Linked DNA regions of Homo sapiens: region 1 is linked to region 2. A link is a loop called in an ENCODE intact Hi-C map of the cell type or tissue named here. Cell type or tissue: Calu3. All regions are shown on one strand. Links, peaks and the distances in the headings refer to the core of each region. The heading gives the core; the rest is flanking DNA.

What was found. A loop is a pair of places that touch in the nucleus more often than their neighbours do. Peaks named below come from ENCODE experiments on the same cell type or tissue, not always from the same donor. Only the 100,000 strongest peaks of a DNase experiment are listed, where the experiment ranks them.
Region 1: it touches region 2 in a loop (13-fold over the local background); 7 of 110 quality-filtered maps call a loop at or near these places.

What each region holds. Positions count from the first base shown.
Region 1 is chrX:133,041,784-133,051,128 of GRCh38, reverse strand. All of the region lies in intron 5 of USP26 (ubiquitin specific peptidase 26), which reads left to right. Among named protein-coding and RNA genes, the nearest start is that of USP26, 51 kb to the left of the region's middle. In Calu3, for the core only: a CTCF peak has its summit at 4,889 (motif pointing left); a DNase peak (open chromatin) is centred at 4,928.
Region 2 is chrX:133,211,273-133,220,617 of GRCh38, reverse strand. It overlaps TFDP3 (transcription factor Dp family member 3), which reads left to right and starts at 2,264. Exons shown (of 1, transcript NM_016521.3): 1 at 2,264-3,956. The coding sequence starts at 2,359. The coding sequence ends at 3,576. In Calu3, for the core only: CTCF peaks have their summits at 4,437 and 4,644 (motif pointing right); a DNase peak (open chromatin) is centred at 4,657.

The DNA.
Region 1 (9,345 bases), core at 808-8,807, 170 kb after region 2:
GGGGATTGGAAAGGGAAATGCTGTGCATGGGGGTTTGGGTCAGCAAACCTCTAGTACCTGCCAAACGGAATTAGATATCACAATAGATTTTCCAGAACTGTCAAGGTATTAAGCTATGCCTAGAGTCACCTTATTTTATAGATCTTAGATCTGTACTGTCAAATATGATAGCTACTAGCTACTTGCAACTATTTAAATTAAAAATTAAATAAAATTCAGGTTCCTACTCTCATTAGTCATATTCAAGCATTCAGTAACCACATATGGCTTGTGGCTACCATATTAACAGTGTGGATATAGTACTTTTCTGTCACTGTGAAGTGTTCTGTTGCACAGTGCTGTAGTAGATAAAATAGGGTCAGTGAAGGAACATAGTTAATTTACAGTTCTCAGAGCTTGCTAGCAGCAGAGCAGACACTAAGCACGTGGTCTTCTGATGTTTGATCAACATTCTTTTAAGTAGATAACATGGCTTCTTAAACATTTCTGTCCTCCTGCTTAATATTATTGCTTCTTTTTTTAAAAAAAAATTATACCTTTATAGTTTATTCTATCCTCTAGTGAATATGATTAGCTAAAAGTATATGAGCAATTTGTGGTGTTTTCACTCATTAAACTGCTTAACATTACAATATAATGAGGACCTGAGTGGTCACAAATAGGTCATTTGAGACTAGTTAAAAATTGTGGTGATGATGAAGCAATCTGTTTTAGCCTTAATTCTATGTTTTCATTTTTATGGTGGTTAAAATGCATTGCCTCTTTAAGAAACCAGATGGTAAAATTGAGTGTTTTAAAAGACAGAAGGTGGAATAGCTGGAGGCTCAAAGTGTTGCTCACCCTTCAGAAAGCTTTTTAGATCCTCAGCATAGAGAAGGGCTAGAGTGGGAGAAGTGCAGAAGCAAAGTTGTATGTAAGAGTAATAAAAAGCAGAAAGGCCGTTATCACCTAGATTCTATGCAATATCAAGCTATAAATGGAAACACCTGGTTTAAAGTGTGCAAATAACCTTGGGTGATGGTGAGGGGGACAAAAGACGTTAGTTAGAATAAAAGGAATATTAGAAGTCAGAGATAAGAGTGCTCTATGTATTTGAATTCCTTCTTTCTTTGGTCATTTATTTAAGTGGGCTATTTTACAAATAGTAAATGGGAAATGTTAAACTGCTTTCTTATTTATCTAAAAGTATATGCACACATAATCTGGTTTATTGCTGGTATTCTTGATTTCTTAACAAAAATTTATCTGGTTTGCCTGTGCTGCCTGAAGTAGACATCATTAATCACCTTGTGGCTATAGCTAGAGGTGAAAGTATTTCAGAGGAGTAAACATCATCCTCTCATACCTGGCCTTCATTTCTAACTCCCTTTGTATAAGGAATAAAACCTTAGCAATGAAAACCAAATACTTAGCGACCACCCACTCTAGTGCATTAGTTAGAACATGTCCAATATTCTTGAGCATTGGTCTCATTTTTTTCATACAAAGAAATTTAACCTTTCACCTAACTCATTTCCCTGGTCCATTCAGTCTCTGTGTATGTGTCTGTGCATGTTTTTCAAGCACTCAGCAAGGAAGTAAATAACTAGGATAAGCATCTATAGGTTGAGAAGATCTTGGTTTCTTCTAGAGATGTGCTTTGTTTTCACATATCCAGAAGACACAAATGGAAATTGTGTTTTTTAGGAAAATACAGCACAGGTAATCAGTGGAGAATCTGATCTGAGTTCAGTCCCTAGCTATGAGGATGTGTATTTGACAGTCTATGTACTGATATTGAAAGAATATGAGGGAATTAGCTTTGTGCCCTTGAACAAGTAATTTACCCATAGGCTTATTTTTCTCATTTGTAAATGAGGAGCATGAACAAGTTTTTTTTGTGACCCAAGTTTCATGATTCAGTGGGAAATATCCCTGGCTTAGTATTTAGAAGTCATTAAATGTGTAACCCCTCCACACACATGAAAAAGTACACTAGAAATTGCTGAAAACAACCGCAGTAGAAAATGCCCAGTACAACTCATTGTCTCTTTCAGTGAGAAAATTGCAAGTTCCAAAGGAAATTCTCATGAATTCTGACTCTCATCAGGAGGCACTGAGTAAATCAATGTATTATTGATCAACCTGCTCTCATGAATCTTTTCTCTCCATTTGTCTCTTTACCTATATGGTGAGTGACATGTCCAGCAGCTCCTCAGAGAAGTAAGCATAGGTGGCTCACCAAATTCCAAGGGAGTTGTGCTTAGTGGAGCAAAAACAAGTGGACTTTAAAGAATGCAACTGGGCCAGGCGCAGTGGCTCACGCCTGTAATCCAAGCACTTTGGGAGGCCAAGGCGGGCAGATCATGAGGTCAGGAGATCGAGACCATCCTGGCTAACACGGTGAAACCCCGTCTTTACTAAAAATACAAAAAATTAGCCGGGCGTGGTGGCGGGCGCCTGTAGTCCCAGCTACTCCGGAGGCTGAGGCAGAAGAATGGAGTGAACCCGGGAGGCGGAGCTTGCAGTGAGCCGAGATTGTGCCACTGCACTCCAGCCTGGGCGACAGAGCCAGACTCTGTCTCAAAAAAAAAAAAAAAATGCAACTGTTCCACTATGTTGTTGGCTTTAAAATAGCACCTGCTCCAGGGTATGAAGGTTCTGTCACATGTGCTCTCATGTGTTCAGTCAAAGGCATGAAAAAGTAAAATCCACGAAGGAATAATTATGAAAATAGGGATATACAAACAATCAAAGCCAAATCCCCTTCAATGGCTCCAAAGTCAAACCCCAAATAAGAACTCTGTAATTATACTATGCATGTCATATCCAAACCAATCCTGTCATTTAGCCCCATGAATTAATTACTTTATAATTAACAGTTATTGTTTGGGCATGTCAAATACTGGCTCTTCAAAATATCACCAGAATAACCTGTTGCCAAGGTAAAGCTACCTGAGTTTAGGGTTTAGCACTGTAGGGGGTAACTCTACCTTGACAAAATCTGATAGCATTTTAGGAAGGGAAAGGCAATGCCAGGATATTGAGACTTTAAAGTCTGGCTTAGTGAGAGGGGGGAATTGATTAAAATTAGGTAAAGATTATGATGTAATGGTTTAAAATTGGTGAGCGTGGAAAAACAGATTGGGAGGGAAGAAATTCAAAAAGTCTCAGGGTACAAGGTTCATGCTTTTTGTCTTGGTCTGTTTGGTCTGCTATAACAAAATATCACAAACTGGGTGGCTTGTAAACAATGAAAATTTATTTCTCACAGTTCTGGAGACTGGGAAGTTTGAGGTTAAGGTGCCAGCAGATTTGGTGTCTAGTAAGGGCACTCTTCTTGGTTCATAGATGGGGTCTTCTTGCTGTGTCATCACCATGGTGAAAAGGGCTAAGTAGTTCTCTGTGATCTCTTTAATAAGGGCACTAATTCCAGTCATAAGGCCTCTGCCCTCATGACCTAATCACCTCCCCCAAACCACACCTCCTTCTACCATCACTTTGGAGTTAGGATTTCAACATCTGAATATGGGGGGAAGGTGGGGATAAACGTTCAGTCCATTGCACATTCTATTGAAGAGTTGCTGGAATGAGCAGCAAAGCTATTTGCAATTTATATCTTCCTGGGCAAGAGTCTTGTGGAATAGTAAAGCAATGTTGATGAATACAGTGCAACAGTAGACTCATGTTAATGAAGAAACTAAACTGTGTTGGGGTAGATGGTTTGCTTCTTGGAACCTATGTACTAGAAGAAATATATATGCCCTGCTGCTCTCCAAGTACTTCAGGTATTTTAAAATTCACAGAGGCAAAGGCCAAGAATTGAGGGAATAGACATACTATTAGGTTTGGAGAATGGTGGACACATTCATGGAGAAGATAGCATTTGAGCTAGGCCCTGATCACTGGACATAAGTTTGTAGAGTTTGGATGGTAGCCTGCTGTTTCAGGCTAAAGGCTACTACTGCTTGGCTGGTCACGGCTTCCTTTCTTCTTTATGGGTTCATTCGGGGCAAGTAAGGGTTTTCATTTTGCCATAGTCCTGTGGAGGAAAAATGAAAGCAGAGTCATTGGTTGAGGTTTAAACTCTTATTTTTGAAGGCTGCTGGGCGCTTTCTGTAGCTAAGTAGCATGTTTTCTTGGCTCTGCTTTTTATAAATGAAGCTCAACATGGAGCAGTTTTCTTGGTTCTGTGCATTCCTTACTTTGAGGATGGCCTCCATTAGCATCACATAAAAATCACTAAAATAGCAGGGAAAGAAGAGGGATGAGGTGGTTTATTGGACTCTTAGGATTATGTTGAAGTATGCAAATCCACAGCAGCTGCTCATTCTCTCATCAGAGCTTTATGGGTTCCTTTTTTTCCAAAGGTGACTGAGCTGAGAGCCCTGTTTTTGTCAAACAGTGGGTTATAGACTCCAGGAAGCAGGAGCTGCAAAGCTCCAAATAACTGTGCAAGCATTGATTTTCTTTTATTTTTGGGTCTCTCTGTTTCTCTCTCTCTCTCTCTCTCTCTCGTCTCACACACACTTTTTAAATGGCAGCAAAGAGGAAGAAGATCTGGTATGCAGAATCAGGGACCACCTAAGTAGGGAGATGAATGAGAATCACCTTTTTAGGGGTTAGAGGTATGATTTAGGTTTTGGGAATCCAATCTTAAGGATATCTCAGGACAAGTTTTAAAAACAATGGACAAATTAAGGCAACTTTACAAATCTGCTCAGGAGACTGATCCTTTAGATAAGACAAATTGGTATTTTTAAGCCATTCTGAGGGATTTTCATTCCAATACCTGTGGCATTTAATACATTTTCAAGTTCATTTTCCAAACAAGCGTCTATATAAAATACCCTCACAGCTCTTGCTAGGTGTATGTTACAGTTCTCCTTAACTAAGCTGAAGATGCATTGAAGAATTGCTGCCCTCTTTACCTTGGAAATGAAAATGCTATAGCTCCCTCTTGTGTCGTGTGAGGCCAAACAACCCCTGATTGATCCACAGCAGTGGAATCTATTCCATTAGTGTCCCAATAGTATCTCTGCAAGGCTTTTTGGGGATGAGGACATTGATAGAAGGATAAGTACCAAGGAATCCTTGTAGGACCACCCCAAAACATTCCAGGGAGACCTCTGTCATACTCCTGCTTTTTGAAAAATGAACTTACCCACTACTCCGTAGTTGGATCAATACCTTTTCCTTTCCAGAATTGGACCTGTGGTCATGGATGTTCCCAGGATGACCTTGACCCAACAATGATTGTTGGAATAATCAATGGCAAGAAGTAACTGTTTTTTATTATTGTGTCCGGAATTGGTGGGTTCTTGGTCTCACTGACTTCAAGAATGAAGCCGTGGACGCTCGCGGTGAGTGTTACAGTTCTTAAAGGCTGCGTGTCTGGATTTTGTTCCTGCTGATGTTCGGATGTGTTTGGAGTTTCTTCCTTCTGGTGGGTTTGTGGTCTCGCTGGCTCAGGAGCGAAGCTGCAGACCTTCACGGTGAGTGTTACAGCTCATAAGGCGGCCCGTCTGGAGTTGTTCGTTCCTCCCGGTGGGTTCGTGGTCTTGATGGCTTCAGGAGTGAAGGTGTAGACCTTTGCGATGAATGTTACAGCTCATAAAGGCAGTGTGGACCCAAAGAGTGAGCAGTAGCAAGATTTATTGCAAAGAGTGAAAGAACAAAGTTTCCACAGTGTGGAAGAGGACTCCAGTGGGTTGCCACTGCTGGCTCGGGCAGCCTGCTTTTATTCTCTTATCTGGCCCCACCCACATCCTGCTGATTGGTCCATTTTACAGAGAGCTGATTGGTATGTTTTACAGAGAGCTGATTGGTCCGTTTTGACAGGGTGCTGATTGGTGCGTTTACAATCCCTGAGCTAGACACAAAAGTTCTCCAAGTCCCCACTAGATTAGCTAGATACAGAGTGCTGGTTGGTGTATTTACAAACCCTGAGCTAGACACAGAGTGTTGATTGGTGCATTTACAAACCTTGCGCTAGATACAGAGTGCTCATTGGTGTATTCACAATCCCTTAGCTAGACAAAAAGGTTCTCTAAGTCCCCACCAGATCAGCTAGACACAGAGCACAGATTGGTGCATTTACAAACCTTGAGCTAGACACAGAGTGCTGATTGGTGTATTCACAATCCTGTAGCTAGACAAAAAGGTTCTCCAAGTCCCCACCAGATTAGCTAGATACAGAGCACTGATTGGTGCATTTACAAACCCTGAGCTAGACACAGAGTGCTGATTGGTGTATTTACAATCCCTTAGCTGGACATAAAGGTTCTCCAAGTCCCCACTAGACTCAGGAGCCCAGCTGGCTTCACTCAGTGGATCCCACACTGGGGCTGCAGGTGGAGCTGCCTGCCAGTCCTGCACCTTGTGCTTGCACTCCTCAGCCCTTGGGTGGTCGATGGGACCAGGCACTGTGGAGCAGGGGGTGACGCTCGTCGGGGAGGCTTGGGCCACACAGGAGCCCACGGTGGGGAGCAGGGGAGGCTCAGGCATGGCAGGCTGCAGGTCCTGAGCCTGCCCCACGGGGAGGCAGCTAAGGCCGTGTGAAAAATCGAGCGCACCGCCAGTGGGCCGGCACTGCTGGGGGACCTGGCGCACCCTCCGCAGCTGCTGGTCCAGGTGCTAAGCCCCTCACTGCCTGGGGCCGGCAGGGCCGGCCAGCCACTCTGAGTGCAGGGCCTGCCAAGCCCATGCCCACCCGGAACTCTAGCTGGCCCGCAAGCACTGCGTGCAGCCCCGGTTCCCGCCCATGCCTCTGCCTCCACACCTCCCTGCAAGCTGAGGGAGCCGGCTCTGGCCTTGGCCATCCCAGGAAGGGGCTCCCACAGTGCAGCGGTGGGCTGAAGGGCTCCTCAAGCGCGGCCAGAGTGGGCGCTGAGGCTGAGGAGGCGCCAAGAGTGAGCGAGGGCTGCGAGGGCTGCCAGCATGCTGTCACCTCTCATTATCATAAGCTGTCAGCTTGTGATTTGTTTTCCTTATTCAGACTTCCCAGCATATTTATTTCAAGGAAGAATGTGAAGAGAGTAGTAGATGGGTGGGTGGGCACAAATAGTGCAGTTTACCCTCAGATTTCCTTCAAAGGTCAAGTGCCTGAGCTTTTTGACAGAAATTGAAAGACAAAACTGATGCATACTTAACCATCTGCTCACTTGTGGACTTACTTCTTTTTGAGCTATTTTTTTTTTAATGGAGCAATAATCTTTGTTTGCAATGGCTTTGGAAGTTTTTTGTTTTGTTTTGTTTTTTGTTTTTTGTAACACAGGCCCAGGCTTGAGTGCAATCACGGCTCACTGCCACCTCGGCCTCCTGAACTGATCCTCCCACCTCAGCCTCCTGAGTAGCTAGGACTACAGGAACATGCCACCACACCTGGCTATTTTTTTTCTATTTTTCGTAGAGATGGAGTCTTGCTATGTTGCCCAGGTTAGTCTCAAACTCCTGGGCTCAAGTGATTCTCCCATCTTGGCCTCCCAAAGTGTTGAGATTACAGGCATGAGCCACTGCTCCCAGCAGGAAGCACTTGATATGGGACAAGCCCCAGCCCCGCCTGTCTGCTATGGCAGCGCTCCTTAGTCAAGTGTCAGGACTTGCAAGCAAAGATGTCAGTGAAGGGTTAGAAATAGGTTTACCAGTAAGGACAAGAGAGCACAGTATAGCAGGATCAGGGCTGGAAGTTCTGCTGAGCAAAGAACGTTGTAATGGGATGTCAGATATGAGTAAAGTTGAGGGTTACTCTGGACAGAAAGTCCAAACTAAGTAAGATTACACAAACAGTGTGAGGGAAAAGGACCTGTGTGTCTGGGGGCTTCAGTAGCCCAGGAAATCTTTTAGCACTGGTAGCTCAGTTATCATTGGCCTACAGTAGGCTTCTAAAACTTCCTACAATCTCACCTTTCTTTTTACCTAATGAAATTTTAAAGCAAGTGAATCCCTGTACAGCACAGTGCTTAAGGTGTTCCCAATCCAGTACCTTCTCAAAATTCTCATCCTTTTTCTGGTCCCCCCTTCAATTTGACTACTTTCTGATAGCTTAAACCACCTCCACCAGTTCCTTCTCTGAATGCTTAAGCACTTATTGTCTGAATCAGTTTATTGACACCAAACTAACTCTGCCCAGAAATACTTCGTACCTTTCCTGGATTCCTGTCAGCACTCCAGATATTTGAGGGAATTAAACAAAGGCCTTTTTTTTTTCCTTTCCTAACTCAAGTCTAGACTGTGTGTTTTTTAAGGCTTCATGTTGCTTTACTGTCAAAATTGGTTCCAGGTCTTCCCTCTTACTTTTTGAGTATAGTGTCTAGCCATTCACATGCTTAGAGAATAAGGATTCCTAGCAGTGACAGGCACTGATACTGTACACATAAATACAATTAATACTGTGTCCTCAATAGGTGGAAGCACTCCTTGCTTGCCAAAAAAGTGGCAGTTTGGTTTTCTGTTGTTGTTGACAAACTTAAATAAATATTGAGCTCCTTGGAGGAGGGGCCAAGATGGCTGAATAGAAACAGTGCCAGTCTGCAGCTCCCAGCGAGACCAATGCAGAAGGCAGGTGATTTCTGCATTTCCAACTGAGGTGCCCAGTTCATCTCACAGGGACTGGTTAGGCAGTGGGTGCAACCCACAGAGAGTGAGCAGAAGCAGGGTGGGGCATTACTTCACCCAGGAAATACAAGGAGCTAGGGAACCTCCCTCCCTCAGCCAAGGGAAGGCGGGAGGGACTGTGCTATCTGGCCTGGGTACTATGCTTTTCCCATGGTTTTTGGAATCTGCAGATCAAGAGATTCCCTCATATGTCTACACCACCAGGGCCCTGGGTCTCAAGCACAAACTGGGTGGCTGTTTGGGCAGACACTGAGCTAGCTGCAGGAGTTTTTATTTCATACCCCAGCAGTGCCTGGAACCCCAGCGAGACAGAACTATTCACTCCCTTGGAAAGGGGGCTGAAGTCAGGGAGCCAAGTGGTCTCACTCAGTGGGTCCCGGTCCCATGGAGCCCAGCAAGCTAAGAACCACTGGCTTGAAATTCTCACTGCCAGCACAGCAGTCTGAAGTCAACCTGGGGTGATCGGGCTTGATGTGGGGAGGAGCATCCACAATTACTGAGGCTTTAGTAGGCGGTTTTACCCTGACAATGCTAAGGAGACTGGAAGATTTGGACTGGGCAGAATTCACCACAGTGTGGCAAAATGGCTATGGCCAGACTGCCTCTCTAGATTCCTCCTCACTGGGCAGGGCACCTTTGGAGGAAAGGAAGCAGCCCCAGTCGGAGGCTTATAGATAAAACTCTCATCTCCCTAGGACAGAGCACGTAGGAGGAAGGGTGGCTGTGGGCACAGCTTCAGCAAACTTAATC
Region 2 (9,345 bases), core at 349-8,348:
TTTCATAGGTTCACAGCTAGAGAGGAATTTTGTCTCTGGATGAATCTTACCTTAGTCTCACCAATATATAATTTACATGATATTTAGATGAGACTTTGGACTTCAGACTTTAAGAGTTGATGCTGGAAAGAGTGACGACTTTGGGGACTGTTGGAATGGAATGAATGCATTTTGCATGTGAGAAAACATAAATTTGGGGCGAACCAGAGGGGTTAAAACTCTCTCCTTAATTAAACTTTAGACAGGCTCTTCTAAGCCCTCTTTTTGACCTCATCCTTGCTAAGTCTAGTTTTAGCAGGAGTTTAGCTTAAGTCACTTTAGTGAGAATCCCCTGCTCTTGATATCCAATCACCTTCAATATCTGATCACACTCTTCTTCCCCACCCTTGATATCTGATCACCCCAGCCTACCTTTAGCAAGAATCTTGTTAAGTTGGTTTAACAAGAATTCATCTACCCTTGATGTATCTTCTTAGTAATTTTTCATCCACTGACCACTTTGCTCTGCTCCTTGGCTATAAATCCTCTTGCATTTACTGCATTTAGAATTGAGCCCAGACCAGGTGCAGTGGCTCACAGCCGGGCGTGGTGGCGGGAGCCTGTAATCCCAGCTATTCAGGAGGCTGAGGCAGGAGAATCACTTGAACCCAGGAGGCGGAGATTGCGGAGGTTGCAGTGAGCCTAGATCGTGCCACTGCACTCTAACCTGGGTGACAGAGTGAGACTCTGCCTTAAAAAAGAATTGAGCCCAGTTCTATCCTGAGGTCTTTTTGCCCCATTGCCATAGTTCCTGAATAATATCTGTTTTACCTCTTTTATTACTGTCCAGCTCTGGTTCTGTTAGGCAAATGCTATAGACTGAATTTTGTCCCCCTACCCAATAAAATTCATATGTTGAACTCCTAACCCCCAATTTCACTACTCTTTCACTACTGTCCAGCTCTGGTTCTGTTTAGCAAATGCTATAGACTGAATTTTGTCCCCCTACCCACTAAAACTCATATGTTGATGCCCTAACCCCCAATTTGACTGTATCTGGAGATAGGGTCTTTAGGAGGTAATTAAGGTTAAATGAGGTCATAAGGGTGGGTCCCAAATAGGATAGGATGTGTCCTTGTCAAAAGAGATCTCTCCAAGCCCTGCTGCCATGTGAGGACACAGTGAGAAGGCAGACATCTGAAAGCCAGGAAGTGAGCCCTCACCAGAAACCAACCCTGCTGGAAACTTGATCTTGGACTTCTAGCCTCCAGAACTGTGAGAAAATAAATGTCTATTGTTTCAGCCACCCAGTCTATGGTGTTTTGTTACGGCAGCCCGAGGTGAGTGAGACAGCACCTCTGTGTATCTGAGGCTGAGGTGTATGCTTGTGTGCAATCACATGCATTATTTCCAGAGTCGAGGTGCTAGAGGAAGTTGGTGTGGACTAGAGAAGCAGGCCTGAAGACACAGAGCCTGTGTGGCATGGTTATTAGGACTTTTGGTGAGTAAGGCAGAGTTGAGACCAACGGTGGGAGAAAGAGACTGCCACAGGCCTCTGCTTCTGCTGGGCTTTGTCTTGTTCTCTCTTTAGATTTCTTTCTCATTGGCAATGTGTGTAGCTTCCAAAGTGAGGTGTAGGCTGTGGACTTAGTCTATTGATTGTACCACAGCCCAACAAATAAATGATACTGTATATTGTTAACTCCTTTTTCCCATCTCTATCTACTCAGGAAGGCTTAGTGTAGCTGTTTGGGTAGAGAGACAAAAACTGGATTCTTCCACAATAAGCTTCTTGACCAGCAGGTGAAGAAATAATCCTTGCAAGAGCCCAGATCCAGCTTCTTGTGAGACAATGGCTGAGAAGAAATGATAGACGGGCCTGCAGAGGCCTACACGTCTGATTTTCATCAGTCCCTTTAGGATGTGCTATGGTTTAAATGTGTCCTCCAAAAGTTCATGTGTTGGAAACTTAATTACCATTGTAACAGTATTAAGAGGTAGGGCCAGAGGAGGAAAGGCTGAAGGCGTGAAAAGGCACGCAGGCGCACTGCACGGACCGCCCCCCTGCTGCTGCGCACCTCACGTGGCGCATGTTACGCCAGGTACCACACGCCACGTACTGCACACCACGTACCACACGCCACGTACCACACACCACGTACCACACGCCACACACATTATGCCACGCACGTTACGCCACGCACGTTACGCCACGCACGTTACGCCACGCACGTTACGCCACGCACGTTACGCCACGCACGTTACGCCACGCACGTTACGCCACGCACCTCACGGCAGCCCTACACTCGGCCTGGAAGAATTGTTTTTCTTCTCTGGAAAGGTGAACATTTATAGCATTTATTTCCCAAATCTGTTAACATGGCAAAATATGTCAGTCTCACTGAAGCTAACGAAGAACTCAAGGTCTTAATGGACGAGAACCAGACCAGCCGCCCCGTGGCCGTTCACACCTCCACCGTGAACCCGCTCGGGAAGCAGCTCTTGCCGAAAACCTTTGGACAGTCCAGTGTCAACATTGACCAGCAAGTGGTAATTGGTATGCCTCAGAGACCAGCAGCATCAAACATCCCTGTGGTAGGAAGCCCAAACCCACCCAGCACTCACTTTGCCTCTCAGAACCAGCATTCCTACTCCTCACCTCCTTGGGCCGGGCAGCACAACAGGAAAGGAGAGAAGAATGGCATGGGCCTGTGCCGTCTTTCCATGAAGGTCTGGGAGACGGTGCAGAGGAAAGGGACCACTTCCTGCCAGGAAGTGGTGGGCGAGCTGGTCGCCAAGTTCAGAGCTGCCAGCAACCACGCCTCACCAAACGAGTCAGCTTATGACGTGAAAAACATAAAACGGCGCACCTACGATGCCTTAAACGTGCTGATGGCCATGAATATCATCTCCAGGGAGAAAAAGAAGATCAAGTGGATTGGTCTGACCACCAACTCGGCTCAGAACTGTCAGAACTTACGGGTGGAAAGACAGAAGAGACTTGAAAGAATAAAGCAGAAACAGTCTGAACTTCAACAACTTATTCTACAGCAAATTGCTTTCAAGAACCTGGTGCTGAGAAACCAGTATGTGGAGGAGCAGGTCAGCCAGCGGCCGCTGCCCAACTCAGTCATCCACGTGCCCTTCATCATCATCAGCAGTAGCAAGAAGACCGTCATCAACTGCAGCATCTCCGACGACAAATCAGAATATCTGTTTAAGTTTAACAGCTCCTTTGAAATCCACGATGACACAGAAGTGCTGATGTGGATGGGCATGACTTTTGGGCTAGAGTCCGGGAGCTGCTCTGCCGAAGACCTTAAAATGGCCAGAAATTTGGTCCCAAAGGCTCTGGAGCCGTACGTGACAGAAATGGCTCAGGGAACTTTTGGAGGTGTGTTCACGACGGCAGGTTCCAGGTCTAATGGCACGTGGCTTTCTGCCAGTGACCTGACCAACATTGCGATTGGGATGCTGGCCACAAGCTCCGGTGGATCTCAGTACAGTGGCTCCAGGGTGGAGACCCCAGCAGTCGAGGAGGAAGAGGAGGAGGACAACAACGATGACGACCTCAGTGAGAATGACGAGGATGACTGACGTCCTCTCGCCTTAAGATTCAGCTTCAGGAAAACATTTAGGGAAAAGAAACTTTTTTTTTTTTTTTAATGTGAGGTTTTCTGTTTCTTTTTTGCCTACTCCCAAGAAGATATTGGTAAGCTATAGAATTTAGATATGCACCTCTGATAAGCAAGGATTGTTTCCCGTATGATTAAGACGTGCTGTTGATGTGTGTTTTGATACCAGTGTGCTGACACAGAATCTTTATTTACTTTTTAGGATTTTGTGTTTTCATTTTCTATTTTTCTTTAAATGCAGAGTTCATTGTTGCCCCTTAACAGTTTTTCCTGAGTTTACTGAAGAAATTGTACTTCATCCACATCCATGAAAATAAAATGCTCTCCTTTTGTGCACAGTGAGTACCGAATGCCGTTTATTTGCCTTGGATTTGGATGGCACCCCCACTGATGCATAGCAAGACTCTTGAGTTTTCCATTTGTTCAGTTTTGCAGTGTCCAGAGCCCCAAGCAAACGGCAGAATTCTATTTTCAGAACAATAAACACCATCAATCTTAAAAAAAAAGAGGTAGGGCCTTTAAGAGGTGATTAGGCCATAAGGGCTGTGCCCTCATCAATGGATTAATGCTGTTATAATAGGAATAGACTCTTGATAGAAGGATAATTTCAACCCTGTTCCTCTGTCTTGAATGCTTGCTTGCCATTCTGCCATGTTAGGACACAGCAGGAAGGTCTTCACTAGGTGCCAAGCATATGCTGGCACCATGGCTTTGGACTTCTCAGGCTCCAGAACCATAAGCCAAATAAATCTATTTTTCTTTATAAATTACCCAGTCTGTTATAGGAGCAGAAAACGAACTAAGACAGGATGGCTGAAGGCTCCTAGCCGGCAATCAATGCACATCTATCTATGCAGGAATCATTTGCTGACTGGAAGCAAGATGAGTAGGTTTTCCTTTTTCAAATTGGTGAGATAGAACAGCAGTGGAGCCTATAGCAGTGTCATGGTATGGTGAGAAGAAACTGGGTTAGAACCTAGGTAGGGAGATCTTGACTCATTAATATGAGAAAGTTGTACCAAAAGTGTGGCTGGGGACAGCAGAGGGAGCTGTTGCTTTCTTCAAGCACAGTTTCACAAAGGGTCATCTTTCCAACCATATGCAGACCTGTCCAGAGTTCCAAGAAAAAATAGACACTAGGATAATCACTGTGAAAGCAAGACCGTAAGACCCATTAAGAGAGGGCAGGTAGTTAATTACAATGAGATACCACTTCACACCCATTAGGATGGCTATTATGATTATTATTTTGAGATAAGGTCTCTATTGCCCAGGCCTGCAGTGCAGTGGAAAGATCATGGCTCACTGCAGCCTCAACGTTCCAGGCTCAATCAATCCTCCCACCTTAGCCTCCCGAGTAGCTGGGACTACAGCTACTCCACACCTAGCTAATTTTTTTTTTTTTGGTATTTTTTGTAGAGTTGGGGTTTCACCATGTTGCCCAGGCTGGTGTCGAGCCCCTGGGCTCAAGCAATCCACCTACCTCAGCGTCCAAAAGTGTTGAAATTACAGGTGTGAGCCACCACACGTGGTCATGACTGACTTCTTTTACTTAGCAAAATGTTTCCAAGGTTCATCCATCTTGTAGCATGGATCAGTACTTCATTCCTTTTTATGGGTAACATTCCATTGTATGGATAGATAGACTTTTTGTTTATCCAGTCATCTCTTGATGGCCAGTTGGGTTGTTTCTGCCTTTCGGCTATTGCGAGTAACAGTGCAGTGAACATTAGTATGCAAATATCTGTTCAAGTCTCTGCTTTCAATTCTCTTGAGTATGTGTGTATCTGGGAGTGGAATTACTGGGTCATATGGTAACACTATATTAAGCCTTTTGAGGAACCACCAGGCAGGTTTCCACAGAAGCTGTGAAACTCCCACCAGCAACATACAAGACATCTAAGACATGGTTTCGAGTAGTCTTGGGAGTAGAGAAGACACTACCAAGGTCACCTGTGTATAGTGATGGCACTGGCTGGTCCCTGTTTTTTGGGGGATCGGTTCCCTTGTGTCCTGTCTGAATACTTTTCCAAACCATGCTGCAAAACACGTGCCTTTTTTTCCCCCCATCAAGCCTTAACATAGTTGCCCCACTTTGGAAGGCTTTCAGCTCCTAAAAATTTCTGAGGAACGTTGGATCACTGAGAGGGCTGCTCCTCACCTCCAAGGGACATGTCACATAGCTCCACCTGCACTGCTTGTCAGATGTGGACTCCATGAAGGGGTGGGCACTGCCATAGCCAGTGTTCAGCCTTTGCCCTGCCTTCCCCTTGGCGCTGGCACCTAGAACATCCGAATGAACAGTCTCCTAAGGTCTGGAGCAAAGCCTTCCCAGCCAAGTGCAGCCAGCAGCCCCAGACAGTACCTCCTTTTGCCTTCTGGCCTCCTAATGTGCTTTGCATTAAAATATCCATTTTGGCTTTGCCTTTGAGTCAATTCTCAGGGGAGCAAGTAAAAGCTGAGCCATGAACATGTGGCCCATGGAGATGTAGTAGACAGAGAAATGACTGCAGTTCATTCCAGTCAGGCCCTTTTGGCGTTTTTCCCACACACCAGCAATGCCTAGGACTGACGTGTCCTTGTCTGAGCTCCGCCACTAACTGGAGGTACAATTTCAGCAAATCCCTTCTCTTCTCTCAGTCTCAGTTTCCCCATCTAATAAATGGGCAGGGAATCTCCAGGAGACACTTCCAACTCTAAATATTCTATTACTAACATTCAAGCAGAGCCTGACTCTAAGAAGCACAATCGGCATCCTTTCTGTGCGATAGAATGATAGTCAATGCTTTGGAAGATATTTGCTTTCCTGGCGAAAATGGTATGAAATAAATTTCTTTTATAATGATTCTGGTCTCAAGCCCTCCAAAACCCAGCTCCACTCTTGAAATGTTATAGGATAAGTTTTTATTTGCAGAATTTGAGTGTGACCTTTGCTGAGGCAGAACATGGTTTTGGGGGAGGGGGAGAGGCAAATGGAGGTGGGAAATACTGGATTGTGATTAACCAGATAATGAACCCCACCTGCTTTTAATCAGCCACTTCCTGTTCTCCCAGACCTCTAAACTTTTAATATTAATGGAAACAGATTTGAATTCTGGAAAGAGCTATTCTGGAAAATAATTGGATATTTACTAGGTGAAAAGTGAAATTGCACAGGCATTTCATAGGGTTTGGTATTTGACAGGTGCCATTTTTTCTTTCCAATGTGTTGCATACCTCTGTTTTATAAACCAATATGGATAGTGGTATAAAAGATTACGGGTTTACATGGTGGCAAGGCCTGGGAACATGTTCAGGGGGGTTGGTGGGCAGGAAGAGAGAACTTCAATTGGGGACAAGGCTGAAATGATTTGATTAGTAGGAAAAAAATATTTGAAGGCAAAGAATATTTCTTTAAAAGAAATATACCCATGTTCATAAATGGAGATTGCACAGAGAGAGAGAGAGAGAGAGAGATTGGCTTACCTGTGGAAGTCTGACTGCATACAAGAAGGTAACGCCTCCCTTGGCTTCTTAAAGAACTTTGTAGTTAGAGAAGGCAGGAAGGCACTGGAAGAGAGTGGGGAGATTTTATTAAAACAAAGCACAGAGCTCTCCAGGGTTGCAGGCAAGCAGAACAAATGGAAAGCAGATCTGCCAGAAAGCAAAGGAGGGCTGCTCCAGTGGGGTGACTCAGGCCCTTTGGGTTCTTTCCCTTGAGCGTCTCTCACTTCAGTCATTACTACTGTGATCATTAGGATTCCCCGCGTGTTTCCTCTTTAATGGTCTGGCCCTAGTGTGGACAGAGCCCCACCTTTTTTATTGAGATGGGGTTTTGCTCTGTCATTCAGGCAGGGGTGCAGTGGCACAATCATAGCTCACTGCAGCCTCGACCTCCTGGGCTCCAGCAATCCTCCCGCCTAGCCTCCAGAGTAGCTGGGACTGCAGGGACACACCATCACTCCCAGCTTTTTTTTTTTTATTTTGTACAGATTTATGTTGCCCAGGCTCAAGCGATCCTTCTGCCTCGGCCTCTCAAAGTGCTGGGCCTCTCAAAGTGTGAGCCACCACACCTGGCCAACAGAGCACATTTTAGGGGGATTCCTTCAGAGACAGCTGAAACTGGCTGTCCCTCTGCCCCTCTCTCCTTCCCCCCCTCCCCCCCCTCTTCCCCTCTCCCCCTCTCCCCGCCTCCCCCTCTTCCCCTCTCCCTGTCTTCCCTCTCCCATCTCTCCCGCCTCACTCTTGTCACCCAGGCTGGAGTGCAGTGGCGCGATCTCGGCTCACTGCAACTTAGCCTCCCAGGTTCAAGTGATTCTTGTACCTCAGCCTCCTGAGTAGCTGGGATTACAGGTATGCACCACCACACCAAGCTATTGTTTGTGTTTTTAGTAGAGACAGGGTTTTCACAATGTTGGCCAGGCTGGTCTTGAACTCCTGACCTCAAGTAATCTACCCACCTCAGCCTCCTGAAGTGCTTGGATTACAGATGCGCACTACCACTCCTGGCTAATTTGTGTGTGTGCATGTATTTTTGAATAGAGATGGGGTTTTACCATGTTGACCAGGCTTATCTCAAACTCCTGACCTTAAGTGACCTGCCTGCCTCAGCCTCCCAAAGTGCTTGGATTACAGGTGTGAGTCACTGTGCCCGGCTTGATTTTCTTTTTCTTTTCTTTTCTTTTCTTTTCTTTTTTTTTTTTTTTTTTGAGACGGAATCTCGCTCTGTCTCCCAGTCTGGAGTGCAGTGGCAGGATCTCAGCTCACTGCAACCTCCGCCTCCTGTGTTCAAGCAATTCTCCTGCCTCAGCCTTCTGAGTAGCTGGGATTACAGGTGTTTGCCACCATGCCCAGCTAATTTTTGTATTTTTTAGTAGAGATGGGGCTTTGCCATGTTGGCCAGGCTTGTCTCGAACTCCTGACCTCAAGTGATCTGCCCACCTCAGCTTCCCAAAGTGCCGGGATTACAGCTGTGAGCCACCTCAACCGGCCTGGCCTGATTTTCTTAAAAAATATATTTTTAAATTTAAATTAAGGAGAAAACACCAAGGAAATGCTTTACAGAGAATACATGCAACACTCAAAACAGGCTTCCATAGCAGATATTTTCCTGATCCTGCTATAATTTACTTGTAGTCCCAGAGGCAGGTCTAGTTTTACCATAATCTTAGCTGCTTTCTGGTCCTGCTAGTTCCCTGTCAGTCTCAATATGACAGCCACCATCTTATTTCCCACCAGAAGAGTGTGAGCACCCAGTTATCTCTTCTCTTTCTAACCAGGGTAGAAGGACTTGTTTCCCCAGCCCTATTTTTTCTCCCTCCAATCAGTGGTTCTAGTTTTCAGCTGAAGGATTCTCCTTGTTGACCATCAATTGGTAGGTTGAGGTGTGTCTTTCATCTGTGAGTATAATGTTGGTCACATGTGAGGCTGGCCAGTGAAGTCTGGACTGCTCAGTGCAGGCTGAGCCACTGATGGGAGAACAATTGAGTCCCCCACTTATTGATGAAGTAGCATATTTAGGTCTCAAGGGACAGACAGAATTACTTTGTAGGGCTTTATCCATATCCTTTGGGGAGGACACTGTAGGAGTATTAAAGAAGTAGCTTAATCATATAAAAAGCCTTCTTCTGAGGAGGAGTCTTGATTGGCCATATGTGCCATTCCGCCTTTTCAGTTTCTTTAGATAGTTACTTGGAGAAAAAGATAAAATGGTTTAGCTTTCTCGAATTCATGAAGAAAATGGTGCTCTTAT